Regions from separate parts of the Homo sapiens genome. Here region 2 is linked to region 1. A link is a loop called in an ENCODE intact Hi-C map of the cell type or tissue named here. Cell type or tissue: heart left ventricle. All regions are shown on one strand. Each heading gives the region's core, and the rest is flanking DNA. Links, peaks and the distances in the headings are about the cores only.

What was found. A loop is a pair of places that touch in the nucleus more often than their neighbours do. Peaks named below come from ENCODE experiments on the same cell type or tissue, not always from the same donor. Only the 100,000 strongest peaks of a DNase experiment are listed, where the experiment ranks them.
Region 2: a loop joins it to region 1, with 7 times the contacts of the local background. A loop is called at or near these places in 4 of 110 quality-filtered maps.

The regions. Positions count from the first base shown.
Region 1 is chr3:124,162,832-124,173,030 of GRCh38, reverse strand. The region is part of intron 1 of KALRN (kalirin RhoGEF kinase); the gene reads right to left. LOC105374077 (a long non-coding RNA gene) reads right to left here and starts at 6,023. Exons shown (of 2, transcript XR_924424.4): 1 at 4,517-6,023; 2 at 1,319-1,598. In heart left ventricle, for the core only: no CTCF peak of the experiment used is centred there; no DNase peak of the experiment used is centred there.
Region 2 is chr3:124,268,109-124,278,307 of GRCh38, reverse strand. KALRN (kalirin RhoGEF kinase) reads right to left here. Exons shown (of 60, transcript NM_001388419.1): 5 at 9,053-9,565. Among named protein-coding and RNA genes, the nearest start is that of MIR6083, 100 kb to the left of the region's middle. RefSeq lists an enhancer at 8,264-9,034. In heart left ventricle, for the core only: no CTCF peak of the experiment used is centred there; a DNase peak (open chromatin) is centred at 2,720; H3K27ac peaks cover 4,714 bases.

The sequences.
Region 1 (10,199 bases), core at 1,224-9,223:
GTTATTATTTAATCTCCTGAAGCCTAATTTCCTGGCTAGAATGATGATGCAGGCTGATTGCAGCAGCTCTGTTCATTCCTATTATATCTGTTTTCCAATGAACTCTTTCACTGAGATTAATAGTCAGATTGGTCAATGAGGAAATAGGACCCAATTTATAAAAATCTACATAAAGCACAACTTTTAAAAAATACAGCCATTGAGTCCCAGGAGATGGGTCATTAAAAGCCTGGAATGGTCTTACCCCATTACTTCCTGTGGACAGCAGAGCCACAACACACAGGGAGCACAGCATTGAGAGGGTTGAGAATAATCACAAAGCCACCCTTTACTGTGCACCTACACAGGCCCAGGAACTCTCTATGTTCCAGGGGCGCCCCTGGCAAATTTTCTTCTCCTATTCTCAACGAACTTGCAATACAAAATTCTGATTGCTAGGGTACAGATAAGAAAAGCTAGGCTTAGTAGGTTCAAAGCCTTGCCCAAGACTTCAGAGCTAGAAGGCTCAGGGCCTGGCCTTGTGTATCCAAATCTTACACCCATGTCCTAAACAGTGACTAGATTCTCTGTGCATCATTTCTGGCTATTCCATCCAGTACTTTGGCAGAATTTCTTGTTATCTGGAGCAGACTTTCTGGCTGGTTTTCTTAAACTCTCTCCCTCTTCCTCCTTGTACATTTATCCTACTGGGATAAGCCCTGCTCACAACAATCATGACAGAGTAAGACAGGAAGACCTTAGGAACTCACGGCCTATTTGGCCAGCAAGCCAAGGTAAGGCGAAGGGGAATGGGGTAGGGGTGAGATGGGCTGATTCAGGAGTCTGAATGAGAGGCCTTGAGCTCATGCTACTCTTGGAATTGATTTTAGTTATTATCACCCATTGTTGAATGAATGACTCCTCAACTCAATCATGCAAAATGAATACACTTATTTTATGGATAAGGAAAATAAGATTCAAAGAAGTCAAGTAACCTACCCAAAGCCATGTAGCCAGTCAGAACTAAGACTGAACTGGCTGAATCCAGGTCTGTCCACCTCCCAAACCCCTGCATTTCCATTCCTCCAAGATGCCTTTCTCACCAAATATCCAATAACCTATGGAAGTAGTTCAAGATCTGCGGAGAGAGAGCTTAAGATACCCATCAAAGCCTTTCCCAGGACCCCAGGAGGATGATTTTATTCAGGGACTCTGAAGGCAACTGCTTGCAGTTATTAAACCACCTGCTGAGAATCCAAATTCTAATTTGATCTCCACAGGCAGGAATTCCTCAGGGAACATGTAGTTCAAACTTAAGGGAGGATCAGAAAAACAGAAGTCCTTCTGTGGTAGGTTGTTTATAAGATAGCCAAATCAAGTCCTTCTATCCTTATGTGCCCACTCCTTTACAATGTGACTGCCTTTTTTCCCACCAAGAGGTAGGGTCTATTTTGCTACCCCCTCAGTCTGAACTAGCCCATGACTTGCTTTGACCAATCCAGTAGAGCAGAAGAGATGCTGTGTGACTTCTAGGCCTCAACTTCAAGAGGTGTTGCAGCTTCCGCTCTCGTTCTCTTTCAACACTTCTGCCATCACGTAAAGAAACTCAGTCTGGTCTTCTAGTGGATAAGATATCACAAAAAGATGAACAGAGAGAGTTATTCAGCTGACAACCAGCACCAATTGCCAGACTTGTCAGTAAAGCCATCTTAGACCATCCAGCCCCAGTCAAGCTGCCAAATGACTGCAGCTACATGAGTGACTCCAGGTAAGACCAGCAGAAAAACTGCCCAGCTGATGCCAACCCAAGTAGCTAAGCCAGTAAGCAAATAGTTGTTTCAATCCACTAAACCTTGGAGCCTAATTTCCCAAATCCTTACATAGCATTACTCCATCACTTCTGAGAACAGGGGTAGCATAAAGAATGTAGAAATGGGCCAGGTGAGGTTGCTCATGCCTGTAATCCCAACACTTTGTGAGGTCAAGGCAGGCAGATCACTTGAGGCCAGGAGTTCAAGACCAGCCTGGCTAACATAATGAAACCCTGTCTCTACTAAAAAAATACAAGAAATTAGCTGGGCATGGTGGCACACACTTATAATCCCAGCTACTTGGGAGGCTGAGGCATGAGAATCTTTTGAACGACACTCCAGCCTGGGTGACAAAGCGAGACCATGTCTCAAAAAAAAAAAAAAAAAAAAAAAAAAAAAAAAAAAAAAAGAATGTGGAAGTGGAAGGAGTTTATAAAGTATGTCTTAGGCAAGCAGCTCATGTTGTTTGTGCCCTGAGACTCTGCAGGCTTCAAAAAACCCCAAGTCTGGAGCCAGACAGCACTAAGAAGTCTTGATTGCATAAAGAAGAATCAAGCCCAAGGGCCCATAAATGTGAGAGAGGTTTAGAGCTTGCTTTTATTGATCTACAACTTCTCTGTGTGTACTCAAGAGGAAAACGTCTTCTCTCATATATCAACCTGTTGGTCACAGCCAACAACTCTCTGTTGCCTTTTAAAAGAATTCCAAACTCCTTAACCTGACATTTAGGGGCTCTAAATGATCTAAATTCAGGTCTGGGGTTCTAATCCCAATACTGCCACTTATTCACCAGCCATGTGACGCTGGATAAGACACTTCACATCTCTGAGCCTCAGTTTCTTAATAAGTAAAACTGGGATTTTGCATGCATAGATCATGCAGTTGTTATGAAAACTAAGATGACATAAAGTGACCAGTACTATACCTGGCACACAGTGGATGTTGTAAAGTTCCTTCCCAATGGTTCAACACCCTTCATCACACTCAGAGAAGAGAGATTCCTTCAGAGAAAAGTTTGTGAGATGCCAGGAAGGCGCTAAAGGTTCCTTGGGGTAAAGCCACATCTTGAAGCCTTGATGTGGTTGTAAGGAATCAGAGTGATGGACTGGGTCCCCGTCTTATTTGTTTTTCTTTTTTTACCACACGTCCCAAGTACATCTATAGCTAACTAAAGCTTTACCACGGTATTTTCTGAGGAAAGAACTCTGAAATGCTCTTGGTTGAGTTTCAACCAAGCCAGCCCTCTTCTCCACCTTAGATTCTCATATCCAACAATGGGCATCTGCCTCTTGTATTCAGAACACTGATCCTACACTCGGACTGATCTTACTTCCTTCTCTAGTTTCCTTCGTGGAAAAATACCCTGTTACCCTAATTTCCATAGTTCTACTCCAGCAAGTCACTACTCCCACGTTCAGGACAACTGAGAGTCCCAGAGAGAACTGTCCCCTCTCTCTTCCCCTGACTACTCCCCTATTGCCCACTGTTGATAATAACTCCTTCCCTGTGTCTCTCTCACAAACACATACAGTCACATTCTATAGTGAAACAGGAAATTGAACTAATAGAACTACATCTCCATCAGAGACCAATCAATGCCATTGATTGGCACAACATTTCACTGGACATGAGGCGCCAGGGAGACAGGGGATCCTCCTTCCCTCCCCCTAAACTACACACACTGCCCCTCTGTCAATCCCCGGGATTCCACTGCACCAGTAGTTGCAAATTACCCACAAGTATCAAGCCCTATGCAGCTAGAGCCCACAGCTGAAGAGAAGCCAAAGCTACCAAAACATCAACCACTGGCTCAGGATTAAAGAGAGATAGGCAGTTCCATTCCTGTGAGCCCTTACCCTGTAGGGAGATCCTCCCTGACCCAGTAAGCCAAATCCACCCCATCCCTACCCTATTATCAAACCACAGAGAGCCAACAAGCTTAGTAAAATGCAGTGGTTTCCATTCTTTAAGCATGGACTCTCCATAGTCACTCCACCATTCCCCTCCAAATCACAGCACTGACCCCTCAGAAAGGGAAAGGAAATCATTTATGTGCCTCAATGTGCAAAGCCTTCCACCACTATGTGTTCATCATTCATTCCTAGAACATCCCTGAAGGTAAGGCATTATTATTTCCAGTTTACATGAGTGAACAGAGGCTCACAGAGCCCCAGATAACACAGTCAATAAACAGGATTTAGATCAAGGTCCTGTGACTCAAATCCCATGTCTTTCCACTCAAGAGTCAACACTTAGAGTTGTGCTCTCTTAGTATATACTCTAAATATACTTGCCTGTGTTTGGGTGTTTGTCTAATCATGTGCCTTTGTCACTGGTTCCTATAGCTCCCAGAATAGTGCCATGTGCTTGGAGGTAGTGTTGACAATGAAGACACATGGAGATGCCTTCCAAATCACTCCCAGTGTCCTCTTCCTTGAGAGGCCGATTGAGATCTAATCCAAACCTGAGGCATGTGGCTGTAGTTACCACATTTGGTGCCTTTTCTACAATATTTAACATAATTTAACAGGAGTTAAAACTATGATGCAAAGACATGAGAGGAAGCAGACGGAAAGTTGACCAAGAGATAAGCAGAGAGGGTAGAGTCACCTCTTCTATGAGCTTCATTTGGGAAAGAAAGTGGTATCACTGAGCCTCTCCCCAGGGAGATTCCCCTAGTTTAACTTGGCTGAGCCACTGATCCAGGCCCTCCCAATGACTCTCACCAGCATTCTGGGGACTCCCTTAAAGCCAAGGTAAACATGACTCAAACCAGCAGAAGCCAATATTGCTTGCTCTATGAGAACTTTCTCATAGTTTATCTAACCCAGGTTGCCAGAGCTTGGACAAAGTAGACAATCAGTTGCCAATGGCAACCAAACCCCATCACTTCCAACTTCATTTTGATTGGCTTAGAGGGATGGAAGTCAAGGAGGGTCCAGGAGCAAGTGGCCTTTATATCTAATGCATTCACTTAACAATCATCTTGCTTTATACGCATAACTCTTCAACTTTTTAAACGGCTTTTCAGTATCATTTCATCTTCTCTTATTCTCACTGTAATTCTTGAGGTGAATGATGATCTCCTCAGGCAGACAGGAACTCCCTGCAGTTGTTTTGTACCTCTCCACCAACCTCAGTACTTTTGGAAACCAAAAACCTTTTCAGCAAAGAAAGAGCAGGAATATGATCTTCCCAACACAAAGTCACAGAATCACTCAGCCTTAGAGATGGGTGGGTCCTTAGCAGCTCCCTAACTATACAACTCTCATCTGAGGGCAGGGGTGCACTCCAAACCAGTGCTGTGCAGTAGAACTTCCTGTGATGATGGAAATGCACATATCTGCTCTGTCCAATTGAGAACTGTACTGGAAAGAGAAGATGTGTGCATTTTGATCACTTGAAATGTAGCTAATATGACTGAGAAATTGAATTTTTAATTTTATTTTAACTAATTTTAATGTTAACAGCTACATGTGACTATTGGCTACTCTATGGGAGAACACACTCTATGGCATCCCAACCAGACTTTGCTGCAATGGTAATTTACTACCTCAATTTGATAGTGTCCACAAAGAGAGTCATGCAATTTTATACAGAGAATACCTGTTATCTGTGCTGAAAGAATTACGTGATAAAAACACCTTTTGCCTACAGTTTGAATGTTGATCACTTCAATAACAAAATGCTTACAAACTCTTACAGACTGAGCAGATTAGAAACAGAGAAGCCACTAAAAACCATCTAGCTCAACCCCTTTATTTCACAGATGGGAAAACAGGTTTGCTGTATCTTTCTCCTCGGGTCATACCTTACAGATCCTGTGTTCTCTAGGGAGTCCAGTGCTCTTCCATACAAGTAAACATTGCTCCCAGTGTTTCTGACAACTTTCTGAATTATTCTCTACCTCTAGGTATCCCAGGGTAAGAGCGAAGCTAGGGAGAAGGAATTAGAACTGTCACCACCATGACTAGCAACCAGAGTCTCCTGCTTAACAGGAGCCAATTTCATAGGAGCCACAGGTCAGCAGTAAAGTGCAGGGATCTAAGGGAGCCCTGGGCCCAGTCGCTCAGGCAGAGCCCTGCAAGGACACAGGGTTTACTCTTGGTCCACCCCCACTCCATCTTTACCTGTCCAGTCACCTATTTGGAAAGTCCCCAAATTTATTATTATAATATCATTATTATTATTATTTTGAGATGGAGTCTTGCTCTGTTGCCCAGGCTGGAGTGCAGTGGTGTGATCGTGGCTCACTGCAACCTCTGCCTCCCAGATTCAAATGATTCTCCTGTCTCAGTCTCACAAGTAGCTGGGATTACAGGCACATACCACCAGGACTGGCTAATTTTGTATTTTTTCTTTTAAGTAGAGACGGGGTTTTACCATGTTGGCTAGGCTGGTCTCAAACTCCTGGCCTCCAGTGACCCACCTGCCTCAGCCTCCCAAAGTGCTGGGATTACAGGTATGAGCCACCACGCCGGGCCCTCCAAATTTAGATGTTCAAAAAAACATCTGTTTCCTCTCACATTGGCTCAGAGCAGCGGTGTCAGTTTAAATTTGGGGCTTCTAGGCAAAACTGATTTCCAGAGGAATCCCTTTCCCTTTGTTATATGCTGAACGGACTCCTGGAGAGAGGGAGTCCCCATAGGTGTGGGTCCTGGAAATAAAGATTTTTAAGTTAGGGAGAGACATAATATAATTTTCTTATAAAAAGAAAAAACATATTTACTTTCTCTGCTTTTTAAAGCTGGAAATTAAGAAAATGTGAAAAAAATAATTTTTATGAGTATTATTTGAGCTATCTGGTGGTCCTGCTTCTGAAGGAGAAACATCTATGAAACATCACTCATGAAGCACTTAATGAACACCATCTTTCCAGTCACTACACTAGGCACTGCACTATCTCATAGGGGAGACAACCTTCATCTGTTCAATATTTGTTAAGCCCCCACTAAACAAAGTCGCTATCTTCATAAAACTTACATTCCAGTAATGGGAGGCTTACAAAAATCATGTGTACAAAACAACAATATTACTTGAGATAATACAAGTCCCACAAAGAACATAGAAGTAGTGGGATGGGGTGTGACGCTGGGATGGTAGAGTGGGGGACAGGCTACTCTAGCTAGGGTGGTTAAGAAAGGCCACTTTGAGGAGATGGCATTTGAGGGAGGGCCTGAATGCTGGGGAGCAGGCAGATGGGAGGATGAGCGGGGGAAGAAGACACCCCAGGCAGAGGAGCCACTTGTGCAAAGGCCCTGAGATGAGGACAAGCATGGTATGTTTGAGGGTCAGGAGGCTTGTAAGGCTGAAGTGAAGTGAACAAGCAGGAAGTGGTAGGAAGAGAGGTTTGAGAAAGAGGCCATGGTTCAGGGAGAGCACATGAGAAAGAGATCATGTGAGGCCTTACAGGCCGAGGTAGGTACAGTGCGAAAGCACTTGGAAGGGGTGGGCATTAAGCCCAAGAGACATGATCCAATGTATGAATATAAATATATACAATGGTGGATAAAATATTTACAATACAGGAAGAATGAGTGCAAGGCAGGCCATTACAAAGTACAGGAGCTATGCTAATAAAGAAATCTATACTGTAGGGAGGGGCTCGAGAAAGTCTAAGCCTCTTAGGGCATGGCATTCCAGGCTACAACAGAAGACGCAAAGAAGGAGCAGTGTGAAATGACATGTGTGAAACATGACGACATGTTGGAGGGGACCACATGTGGTTGCTATGGAGGTGGATAGGTACAAGCCATGCATGGGAACCATGCATACATCAGCCTTGGTAATTGAACGTAATTTGTTCTCAATCTTGTCTCTTAAAAATATTGGTACCCAGGCCCCACAACAGACAAATTAGATAAAAACATCTGAGGGTGGGAGGGCAGACACTGGCATATTGAAAAGCTTTCTAAGAGATGCTAATGCACAGCCAGGGCTAATAAGTGGTACTGTAGGCAATAATTTGAAGGGCCCTAAAAAATTTTAGACAAGCAGCAACATTTATTTCTCATAACAAATTTGTTTTTCTAAAGATTATATTTTATAATTCAGTAAAGTATAATATGTTCAAGCAGTGATGACAAATTAATTACTTGTGTTTTCATTTAAAACTCTGAACAATGTTACAAAAGGAATAACAAGTTTCCATTCCTCCTGACCTCTGGCTCCTCAGTTTACGAGAAACCTAGAAACTCTGAACAGAAGAAACCTTCAGCAATGAGAGCTGATAGATTTTATAGCCAGAAGGATACTGCAGAGAGCCCCCCTCATTTTACAAATATAAGGAGAGGCCCAGAGGGGTACTATGATCGGGACAAAGATGCCTGGGGTTAGCACCGAAGGTAGAGCTGGACTCCAAAGGTAGAGCTCTCTCCACAAAACCATGCTGCTTCTTGCATGTGACTTAAATAACAAAAGCCGTCCTAATGTCTAGACTTGGACATTTTCTACAATATTAATTAGATAGTGAAAGATCACTTAATTTTAGAAGAAATAAAATATAAATATAAAACAGGAAAGGGATAGGAAAAAAGAAGTCCAAACTAATCAAATACAGTTTTTAGCAAATATAACTTTATTTTTCAGGTTATCCCCTTAGTTAATAACCTCTATAGTTACTGCTCCTTCTGATGTTTTATTTTGATATTTCCATAGATTTCTGTAAACTGAGAGTTTATTCAATGTATGACAAGTTTTCTATAGGTGCATAATTCTTGTTCAAGGCATATATTTCAAAATGTAGACCCACATCTTTCTCCAGTTTCCAGAAAATAGAGAGTTTGAAGCAACAGACACAGAAGAGTGGGTTTGCTCCCATGCTGCAGAAGGCATTTGCAGGACAGAATTCCCAGCTCTATTCTAGAATCAAACATCTGAGGATTTTTTGAGTCTATATTTGGAAATGCCATTCCAACCCTGAAGGCTTGAAATGTGCTGCTTAAAGGTGTGCCAGGAAAATATGGCAGCAGCACCATCTGCATTTATACTGCCACCTTTTAGCCCTGGATCCAAGATTTATACAGCAACAATGGTCAACTATTCGGCTCTTCTCCATTTCTTCATGAAGTCTTTACTTTCCCCTGGCAGTGCACAGAGATTTTATATGCCGCCTAAATTAATCTGAAACAGAGGTAAAGGATGTCTCAGCCAAGGTCACTGTCCAATCTGGATGCAGTGATAGCTATAAAAACTGACTGTGTACAGTTAAGTGTGTGAGTTCTGCAGTAAATCCAAAACACAATGCTTCTTGCTACTCTGAATGACCACAGAAAAGGTTAGATTCAAGCTGGACTGTGAGCTATGAAAGCTACAACAGCCCTCAGCAGGGGACAGATGTTGCAACTGAGTCAACAGTGACTTGGCCAAGGCTTGGTCATGCAGAGGTGAAAGCAAATATCCAGGCATTAAACATCAGTCAGGTGGCCCAGGAGCAAGATGACATACAGGGAAGTTTGGAAGGAGAAGGAGAGAACTTGGAAGTTGGCTCAGAGCAAGCCTGTAGTGAGAACTATGAGCAAGGTCTATGGTAAAGAGCCACTCAGCTCAGTGTCCTGTTGTAATATTTATACATTTATTCTTCTACCTTTATAGCCTTTCTTCTTTCTTCTTTATGCAGATCCATGTTAGAACCTATTATGTGTTCAACCTATTATGTGTCCAGCAAAACATGTATTTTCATGTCACTGACAGATTTAGGCTAAAGAAATGCATGCCATAATGCAGCATTAGATGGGGACATTTTTTCTTCAAACTGCTTTCACATTACTTGCAACGTGATTTGTCAAAATAAATACCTTAGGACCTCGTCTCTGTAAGACTTCACATACTCTACATGTGGTGGTTCCCTTATATCTTCAAAACTTCTGGAAACACAAAAGCTGGCACAAGTGTCATTATCATGGAATCCATGGCTCCTTCCCTCTGTGCAACTGACCAGCCATCTGTTGGAAAGTCGTGCGCAGTTGCCTGCCTTTCATGGATGCTTCCATTGCCTGTTCAACATACTCACTCTCCAGGCTTGCCAAGAGTGTCTTCTGGACCCTGGGGCTGATGCTCACATGAAACCTTCTAGCCAATGTGCACTTTCAGGCACTCATACTAGGATACCAAGAGAATAGAGTGCTCTTTTAAAAAAAAAATCCTTCTCATATTTCAAACATCATCTTATCTATGAAGTAAGTGTTGTGAATATGGCTAAAGGGATTTCAGGTGTCTTGCCTTTGTTCCCTGTGTGGTCCTGGTGAGGATGCTGCAGTTTCAGAGACAGCAGTAGTAAACATTGGGAATTCAGAGTGCTAGAAGGAGGTACTGGTGTCATCTCCATCATGGGCCTCCTCTCACTCATGAAGAAGTACTTAATGTCAACAGACACTTCACTTCCTACACATGAAGATGCATTCAGTCATC
Region 2 (10,199 bases), core at 1,474-9,473, 110 kb before region 1:
CTACCCCACCCAGAAAGCAACAGAGACCTTGATATCTTAACTCACCTGGGTTCTAGCCACTGGAGTGGTGACTCTCTAAACCATCTTTTCCTTACGATGTATCAAGAATTACATTAGTGCTAACTCTGATTTTCCCTGCACTGCCCTACACTATCCTCCATCCAAGGCCTAGGGTAAGAGTAGAGACACATAGCCCCAACAGAAGGCCTGTCACACAGTAGACACTCAATGTCTGTTGACGAATGAGTCAATGAACTTTTCTCAGTTACTGCCCTGCACCACACACACACACACACACACACACACACACATAGTTCATCTCTGATCAGACCTTCTTTTCACAGCTCACCTCAACTGCTGCAGACAGAGTCAGTGTGACAGCCCAGATTCTGGAAAGTACTGTTAACACAGTGTCTTAGTTCTCAGTTCCAAAGAGTCACTAAGGGGTCCACAGTTCTATGGGGTCCATTCATAAGCAGGGGCTGCATAGGCAGACTTTTTACACACAGCAGTTCAGGTCTTGGCACCTTCCACTCTCTTGAGAGAACCGTGGAAGGGAGCCAAGCCTCATGCCTGAGCATTCTTCCCCATCCTTCCTCCATTCTGTTCTCCACACCCACACTCCTCCTGCAGGCGTGCTAATCTCAGGATACAAATGGGGCTGAAAATGCAGGAGAGGGAAGAAAGGAGAGGGAGAAAGGATTTAAGAGGGAGAAAAACAGCTTTGGGAGAAAACACACACATGCAGCCTGTAGAACACGGTGACTTAGATTATTTTTGGAATCTAATGTTTCTAATGTTCAAGGGGAGGAAATGAGAAAAAGTAAGTCGAAATTCCCAGGACCAGCAGGCTGGAAATAATACAGGACACTGTGTTCTGTGTCAGGGGGCGGGATACAGACACACTTCCTTGCCCTGAGCTCCGTCAACAGGAGGTGGAGGGGTTTGGTGGTTAAGGTCTCAGTAGGAGAGGGGAGAGCAGGAACAAGAGGGCACCGGAGCCTTTCTCCAAAAAAAGCAGGAAATTACAACCACCCCGTAAAGGCCTTGCCCTTCTGGCCAACCCGAAGGTCACAGCTCTTTGAAGCCTCCCTCCCAACATGAAGGGCTCAGGCAATTGAACCACACAGAGACATGACACGCCCCTCTGGAGGCCTGTCCAGTGCTTGTCCCTTCACCACAGCACTGGTGAGGACACATGTCAAGTGACCCTTATCCTCCTAGCCCCCAGCCCCTTTAGCCACCGCCTAGGTTCCTGGCACATGCCACCATCTGTCCTGCACGGCAAGGAGCCTCCAAAGAGAGGGTGTAGAGAGTGTGTGTGTGCACGTGTGCACACATGTGTGTGTGCATGCGCACATGTGTGCGTGCGTGTGTTGGGAGAAGAGGGAGGAGCACCAGCTTCAAAGCAGAGGACTCTATCCCAAGCAAACCACTCAAGCACACCAAGTCTCAGCTTTCCCATCTGTGAAATGATGCCCCTATACGTGCCCACCTGGCCTACCACACACAGTACATGGGAGACTTGGATGATGAACCATGGACTGGATGATTTTGGGTGGGTCTCTGCTCTGGGTCAAAGATTACTATGTAAAAGGAAGGGCTGGGCCAGAAAATCTCTAAGGTCATGGGTGTGAAAATACTTTGAACATTCCGAAAAGAATTACATATTGTAATTACTGCAAAGGCACTTCACTTTGACAAATGACAGTGGAATCATGTTACTGCTGCCTCATGGGGAATGGGGGTGTTGGAGGTGTGGGGAAGAGAAGAGACAGTGGGCCAGGGTCCACCAGGGAAGTAGAAGCAGCAGGATTTCTCTACAACAGCCCCACTGGTTCTGGTCACCCCAGGCAGGATAAGACTTTGGGTCCTGTTTTGGGCTCTAGGGAGTGACCAGAACTGTTTATACCTTGGAGGGAGAGGACAGGAAATAGCAGTGGATACTTTGCCCAGTGACGGGGCATCCTGGGGATGTCCTGCAATGCTAATGTGGCCAACAGGACATACCAACCTCAAAACGCAATAAGCACATCACCCTTAGCACAGTGGTCTGCTGCCTACCACGATGCCCAGTGGTGCCCAGTGTAGATTTTCTCATGGTGATTAACATAAAAGCAGCATTATTTTGTTTGCACAGACTTCCAAGAATATTAAAATGCATAAACATTGCCATAGGAAGTATTTCTGGCCCCAAGTTTGCAAGGGAATAAGACAAATATGCTCTTAGCTATACTGCAAAGCAGAAGGTGACAAGTGTCTCAGATGTAGAGGGTGCATGGGGACAGGTGCTCACCTCTCATGGGACACCAGGAAGAATCACTTTTCTCTGGGGCTGCTTCAAGGACAGACCTTGTTTTTCCAGAGAACTTTCCCTGTGGAGGATGTCCCCACCCTGACTCCTCAGGTGTGACCCCAGTGTGACCTATGTGCTCCTCTTTTGTGCCCTGCCCAGGGGCACTGCATAGCCTGGTGACCTGCAGGACCCCCAAGAATCTACACCATAATTTCCAACTTCTCTCAAAAATCAATTCTGAATTTTGTTCCATTAAGGATAATTGAAAATGATTTAGAGCAGGTTCATTTGGAAGAGAGCATCAGTGACACTCTTCATGGTCTCAGCAGGCACCCATGACTGAAGAGTAAATCATAACTGAAATAGTGCAGGGAGAAGGAAGGGAAGCCAATGTTCCTGGAATAGCTATGCTGGGCCAGGCACCATGCCAGGCACTGCTACATACATAACCCCACTCAATTCTCATAACAACCCTGCGAAGAAGTTTGTCTTTTTTTTAAGCAAACAAACAAACAAAACCTCAAGGGAGTAGGGTTTTATTTGCTGAGAGGTTTCTTATTTTTCATAATTACCCAAGGCAACAATCCTGAAAAGAGAAGAACCCACTATAAATATGTAGGGGAGAATGAAAAAGCACAAAAGCAAAAAGTATTATACAATTGTTAAGTTGTAAAAGGGCTTAGATATTTATTTAGTGGAGCAAGTCTCAAAGGAAGAGGAAGGAAGAGAAATGGATTGGGGTTGGGGTGGGGCTTTATTAAACCACTCTGCAGATTCTGGTACATCTCCTCAGAAGTTTATTCTCTGTCATCACCACCTCCAAAGCTACCACCACCATGACCGTGGCCACCCCACTTCTCCTGTTGAAAGATGTTTTCATGAAGAGAGAGTATTGTGCATGAGAACAGTGCAGTGTGGAAGCAGAAGAAAAGTCAAAAGATGCTGAAGTAGAAGTAATATAAATTCTTTATCTTTGTTTTGTCGGTAACACAATTGGGGGTGATAAGTTAAAGATGTGCCTAATGTCTCACAATTGATACGTGTCACCCCAGGACAAATCCTAACCCCACCCACCACAGCTCCATTTCAGCATGGCACCCATGGATGTGAATAGAATTTCACCGTGCAAAAATGAATATGCAGGAAGGCATTTAAAAATTAGGTTTTCCAAGGTGAGCTTTCCTGTAGTGGTAAAGGCAGGGCTAGGCAGCCACGGAGGCCACAGTCTCTGCTGAACACCTAAAAAAAAAATGAGAGATTCTCATTTGGGCTAGATGTCTTGGTCATGGGGGAGGTAGGCACCAAAATATCCTCTCAAGCAGGGTGATAAGGATATTGTCTTGGGTGTTTCCCAACCATGCATTTACACATTAAACAAATACAATGTGCTGCATAAACCAATAATAGGCATGATTTCAATACTGGAAGCCCCATTAGCCAGCTTTGTTCACTCTTTTGGGGATTCTCCCAAAGTGCGAATATCTTCTCCTTTCCAGAATAGCTTTGGGCAAGGCTAAAAAATGGGCCTCCTGGGTAGACATCAGTAGAGCTTCCTTTATTCAGAAATGAAGTAGATAAAGATTTCTCAATCAGTTAAGTCTAGTTATGCACCGGAACTCTTCGAAGCTCTGCTCCTTCCCTGAAAAGACTGGAAGACTGAGGGCCTTCCCCACATCAGAAGGCAGATGGGAGTTTCGATATTTTCTGATACTTATCATTGGCATCAGCACATTGACATCACGAGGTCATAATGACTGTCATCAGATGGCAAGGCTGGGATTTCTACGGTGTGTGGGAGGTAGACGTGTGGACTTCACGGCTGCTTCTAGTTCTAGCATTAGAAGATGTGCCCTAGGCACCCAGGAAGGGGTGTGTCGGGGGAGGATCTTCCACTGAGTAGCACTCACCCTTCCATTTTCCAAAGGCACATCTACAATGAGTCTACTTAATGACCTTTAAGACCACATATGGCCCCCAGTGGGGAAGAGGCCCATCCCTTCTCTTCAGTAATAGGTTGTGTTTGCAGGGCAGACACCTTCATCACACAGGGTCTACCACAACTGGAGGGGTGGCCAGATGTGAAACATGGCTGCACAGAGAGCCTTAATCTGCACCAGGCCAATGAGTGGTGACCTGGCTTGTGTTCTGCGAATACAGTGGAGGACAGGCCCATTAGTTATAGACCAGAGGGCGCCCGGCTGAGACTGCAGTGGTTCATCTAACATCATGCATTGTTTGAATCATCTCTGAATTACTCTGTGTTTCCACAGATTGCTCATTAAGACTTTCCTGTCATTCCTGAGCAGCAGTGTTCCCTCTTCTCTGAACATTCTCCAAGCACAGAGGCTGTGCCTAGGACAGTACAGCATGCACAGAAAGCATTTAATAAGTAAGAGTTTATGCAAAGGGAAACAAAAAAACTTTTGGAGGTATGGCTATGTCTATTACCTTGATGGTTTTATAGGTGTATACGTATGTCCAAACTTATCAGATCATATATGTTAAATATGTGCCACTTATTGTTTATCAATTATACCTCAATAAACCTGCTTTTAAAAATAAAAAAAAGTGAATACACAGGAGCTTATGTGCTCACTTGCTTAATTAGATGGTGAGCTGCTCCAGACAGAACTTCTGGCCTACCCACCCTTTTGGTGGCTCACGACAGCTGTTCAACATTGATTATTAAATGAATGAGTGACTTGCTTTATGAATTATCTGTGGAACAGAGGCCCTACTCCCTAGATACTTAATTGGGAGAGAGCACGGCCCACTCCCCAGCACCTCCAAGATGGGGAATGTGGGGGCTCACCACAGGTGTCAGGGGAATAAGTGAGAGGCAGCTTCACTCCCCAAGGCCAGCTGGTAAATGGGGAACACCAACCCATTTTCAAGCCCTTGGGAACAAGCTGTCACCCTGCAAGGCCAGGGGCGAGACTGCGCCCACCTCTTTTACAAAAATAGAGGCTGAACTATCACCAGACTCCTCTGATTGCCAAGAGCTTCCCAGATCTGGAATTAGAGGCCTCCGCCAACCAGCCTCCCACCAGAAGGGAGACTAAGACTTGGCTCAGGCAGTAACTACTTCCTCAAGCCCTTGTTTAGATGTGGATCCACACTCACAGCCCTTATTCCAAACCATCACCCTCTTCACCCCCTTCCAAAGCCACCAAATAAGTCAAAGGCTGAGGCACTTAGCTCCGCGCAGATATTTTAAATTAATCTTAAAGCAACTTAAAAGGACTGTTTTTCTACCCTGTCCAGCACTCAGCACATTTTCAGTGGCAGCTGGGTCAAGCTTGAGTGGCATTTTCACCACTGACTCAACCTCAAAATATTCCTGGGCTGCCCTCGTCCCACCCTTCTTTTTGCTCCCTTGTTTTGAATATTCTCTCCCTCTCTCCCCACCCCTCTACTCACATGCACATGCATGAACATACACACGTGCACATTCGCCCACTCCCCCACACTCCTTTTTAAGGTATGAGCACATCACACAACAGACATTCTAAACCTTGGGTTCATGGATAGAATTCAGGGATCATATATTTGGATAGGGAAAAAAATCACGTCTTTATTTTCACTAACCTCTAACTGAAATATAGCATTCTCTTCCATTATGAACACAGTCAACAAACTGCATTAGTGTGTGTCTCTGACTCCAATAGAAACACACACATTTTCATATCACATCAGGGCTGTTGTCCTGAAACATCATTTATTTACATTCATCACTACTTCAGGATTATGGTAGTTATTAGACTTCAAGTAGATCTTATTAGTATGTTAATTAAAAATACATATAGTGCTGCTATTTTTAAAACGTAATAACTATTTCCTTATTTTATTTTTAACGTTTAATTTAGATTCAAGGGATACATATGCAGGTTTATTACTTGGGTATAATCCTATTACCCAGGTATGGGTATAGTACCCAATAGTTAGTTTTTCAACCCTTAGCCCCCTCTCTCTTTACTGCCTCCAGTAGTCCCCAGTTGCTATGTTGCCATCCTTAAGTCCATGAGTATCCAATGATTACCTCCCACTTATAAGTCGGAACCTGTGGTATTTGGTTTTCTGTTCCTGCAAATAACCGTGTTTAAGTAATTGTTTTCCAAGCCTATGTATATTTTTTGTACATTTACAAATGTTATTCTGAGAAGGGGTCCATATGCTTCACCAGACCAAAAGAGTCCATGGCACAGAAAGAGCCCCTGCTGTGGAATGAGCATTAAAATGTAGGATTTGGGATTTTTCTCTAGGGCCATCAAGGCATGCGCCAGGAGACCTAGGGGCTAACAGGTGGTGTTCAGTGGTAGCAGAAGGCAAGCTCTGGGAGCAGAGGGACAGCAGGGTTATTGGATAAGAGCTTGGATGGGCTTTGGAGACAGATTAAAACACTGGCCCTGGCTAACCAACAGTATGACCTTGGGCCAGCCACTTCACCTCTCTGAGTTTCCATTTCTTCAACTGTAAAGTAGTAATTATCAATGTACTATACAATTCTTATGAACATGGATTGAGAGCATATAGGTGTAACAGCAATTACTGCCCTGTTGAATGGAACTTGGCAGGCCCTAGAAAGGCAGCCTCCTTGACCTGGGAACTTCTGGAGCTATGGTATGCCGTTTACTTGGTTTTTCAGACAGGCACTATCTGTGCCCTATGCAGGCTTCCCATGTCCTTGAGCCTGAGGGATACCATGAAGTGCCCCAAACTCTAAAACATACCTAGGCAGACCTAAGTCTCCCACCTCCCTTTCTGTCCCTTGCTCACTGAAACAGGCACCCAGGCCAGGCTGCAAAGCAGATTCCCTGCCCCAGAGCAAAACAGGCCTCAAGAAAAAAGAGATGTTCCAGATCTTTCCAAAACTGGCAACAGGGCCGGGCACGGTGGCTCACGCCTGTAATCTCAGCACTTTGGGAGGCCAAGGTGAGTGGATCACGAGGTCAGGAGATCGAGACCATCCTGGCTAACACGGTGAAACCCCGTCTCTACTAAAAAAATACAAAAAATTAGCCAGGCATGGTGGCAGGCACCTGTAATCCCAGCTACTCAGGAGGCTGAGGCAGGAGAATGGCGTGAACCCGGGAGGTGGAGCTTGCAGTGAGCTGAGATGGTGCCACTGCACTTCAGCATGGGCGACAGAGCGAGACTCCGTCTCAAAAAAAAAAAAAAAAAAAAAAACAAAACAAAAAAATAAACAAAGAAAACAAAACTGGCAACAGAGCCAAAGTACCTGATTCTGGCTTCACAGAACAGCTGGCTCCTGCCTTGGCATCTAATCACTCGGTGAGCAATGCAGGAATTCTGAGGTCTAAGCTGCCCTTCTCAGGGCAGGTCAGGCCAGGGTCAGACCCAGGCTTCCAGGCCACTGGGCAAAGAGCCCCAAGAAAGGTCAGAAGTTCCCAAACCTTGCTTAAATCATATTCAAAAGGTATATAAAAAGTGATATGCTATAAAAAGTGATATGCATTAAAAAAACTGCATATACTAATTTTTTTACTATATGTTATAAAAAATTAGAAAACATTATAAAATTATACAGAGAAATTAAAATCAACCATAAGCCTGCCCCAAGGAAGCAAAACTATTAATATTCTGATAAATTTTCTTGCAGTTATATTTAATACATAAATTGGGATCACACTTATACAGAGAGCTGAAGATCTCGATTTCATCATTTAAAAATACCTAGAGACATTTTTCAATATGAGCTCTTAAAAGACAGAAAACCATGATATCAGACATTGTAAAATTCACAGGTTACTGAGAGATGTCATGGCATCCCTAAGAACAGTATTGGCCATTTAAATATAAGTTATATCCAGAAAACTCATAGGAAGAGAGCCTATTTTATTCTTCTTAAAGCACATATAATAGTAAACTCTTCTTTCTTCTCTTTAGCTTAAAGAGAATCTAGGAAAGATACCTTTGTATCCTCAGCAAAGAGGCACTATATGCAATTTTCCTTTTTTACATTCTCTTATCTTACTTTTCCCTGATAAGGGGAAAGCTTTGAAAATTCACTGCTGGAAAAAATGGTGTCTTACTCAAGAAAGTGCTTAGCAGCTGAAGAGAAACCTTTGGAAACAAGTGGGTATGGCAGGAAGAGCCCTGGACTTAGAAACAGAAAAATGCTGGATTCAGATGTCAGCTCTGTCACTGTAGACCCAAGATCAAAGAACATCCGTTTCCCTGCATGTCAAGAGAGATGCCACCACTCAACCCATAAGGATCAAAGGATTATGCAGATTAAATAAGACTGTGTGAAAGTGGTTTGTCAATGGTAAAATACATTGCAGGGCCATAATCACTAATTAATATTATAGTGGCTGTTAACAGTACTGTTTTTGTTCCTTAGCTGGCTTGAGCCACTCATTGCAGGCACTCGGGGCAGCTTCTAACAGTAGGTAAAAGCAGGGACCCTGGAGCCAGACTGCACTTCCCAGCTTGGTGAATTCTTTAACCTTTCAGTTTCTTCATCTGTAAAATGTGATTATAATAGTACATCTACCTCTCAGGACTCTTGAAAGGATTAAAATGAGTAAATTTACACACAGTGCTTAGAACAATACTGGGCACATAATACACACTATATAAGGGTGAGCTTAAAAAAATTACATTAGCTAAAACTAGTAGGCACACTGTTTTAAAGCTTTCCAGGAAAGTACTATCATTAATCAGAAAGTTGGATGAGCAACCTCTGCTCCCTCACCCCCATCCCGGCTCAGGTTTGGCCTGTTCCCTTCCTACCTTCTCAGCATCCTGCTCGAAGAGCCGCAGCTGAAAGCACTGGTCCAGCTTGAGCTTGCGCACATGCCACATCTGGTGCAGGTGCTGCCGGGTGGAGTGCAGCTTGTCCAGGAGACTGGTGATCTTGGGCACCAGGCTCTGGAAGTCAGCACTGCCCGGGATGCAGTTGCGTCCTGAGAAGCCGTCGCTGCAGCGGATGCACTGCAGCAGCCGCTGCCCCTCCCGGTCCAGCTCCTCCACAGGGGCCTTCAGCACCTTTTTCTTGAGCTGTGTGTGTTCGTCAATGAGCCGCCGAGAGCCCTCCACATCCACAGGAAACTCCTTCCGGGCTAGCATCTCCTGGAGGTCCTCGAGGCGCGAGAGCAGGTGCACGGCGCTGTTGAAGAACTCCTCCAGGGAGAGCCGCAGTTCGATCCACTCCTCATGGTTGTAGTCCAGGGAGCCATCAAACTCCTCCGTCAGCTGGGAGGGGTCCACCAGCTTTGTGAGGCCCTCCACAGATACCATGCTCGTCTGGAAGGGGCAGACACAGACAAGGATACTCAGTGATGTCAGGGGAAGAACAGGGCAGAAATAGGATGAGGGAAAGGACAAGATAAATCCACATAATAATGACCACAGCCTGCCTCGGAAATGGTGAGTGGAGGCCATGGGACTCACTGGTCAGGAGTCACAGATCAGTCAGGATCAGCAGTTTCTACAGACTGCTGACTGCTTTAGCAAGCCTCTACAACTGCCAGCCATTTACCACCCCAGAAGAACTGCTTTTGTGTCCCTCCTCTCCTCATTTTCCCTCCTCCTGACCCCAGTTCACTTCAAAAGGGCTTCAGAGGCTAGAAGCAGAAGCTGGAAGAAAAACTGACCTAGTTTCTGGGGGACAGTTTTCCACAGCTTTAAAACCAAGGCCCGTGGACCCAGGGTATCATCATAGTTGGATTAAGCAACATGGGCCAGTGCTTGGGCTGCAAAGATTTCACAGTCTTATCTTTTCCAAGGCTCTCCCTTTTAGCTCTTCTGTGGTATGGTGAACAGAACTAGGGATGGGCAACAGGGGAGTCTGCGCCCTTGGTTTTCTCTGTGAGGCCCCTACAAGCTCCTGGAGAGCGGACTGGAGAATGTTTGTCTCCAGGAAGGAAAGTGTCTCCAG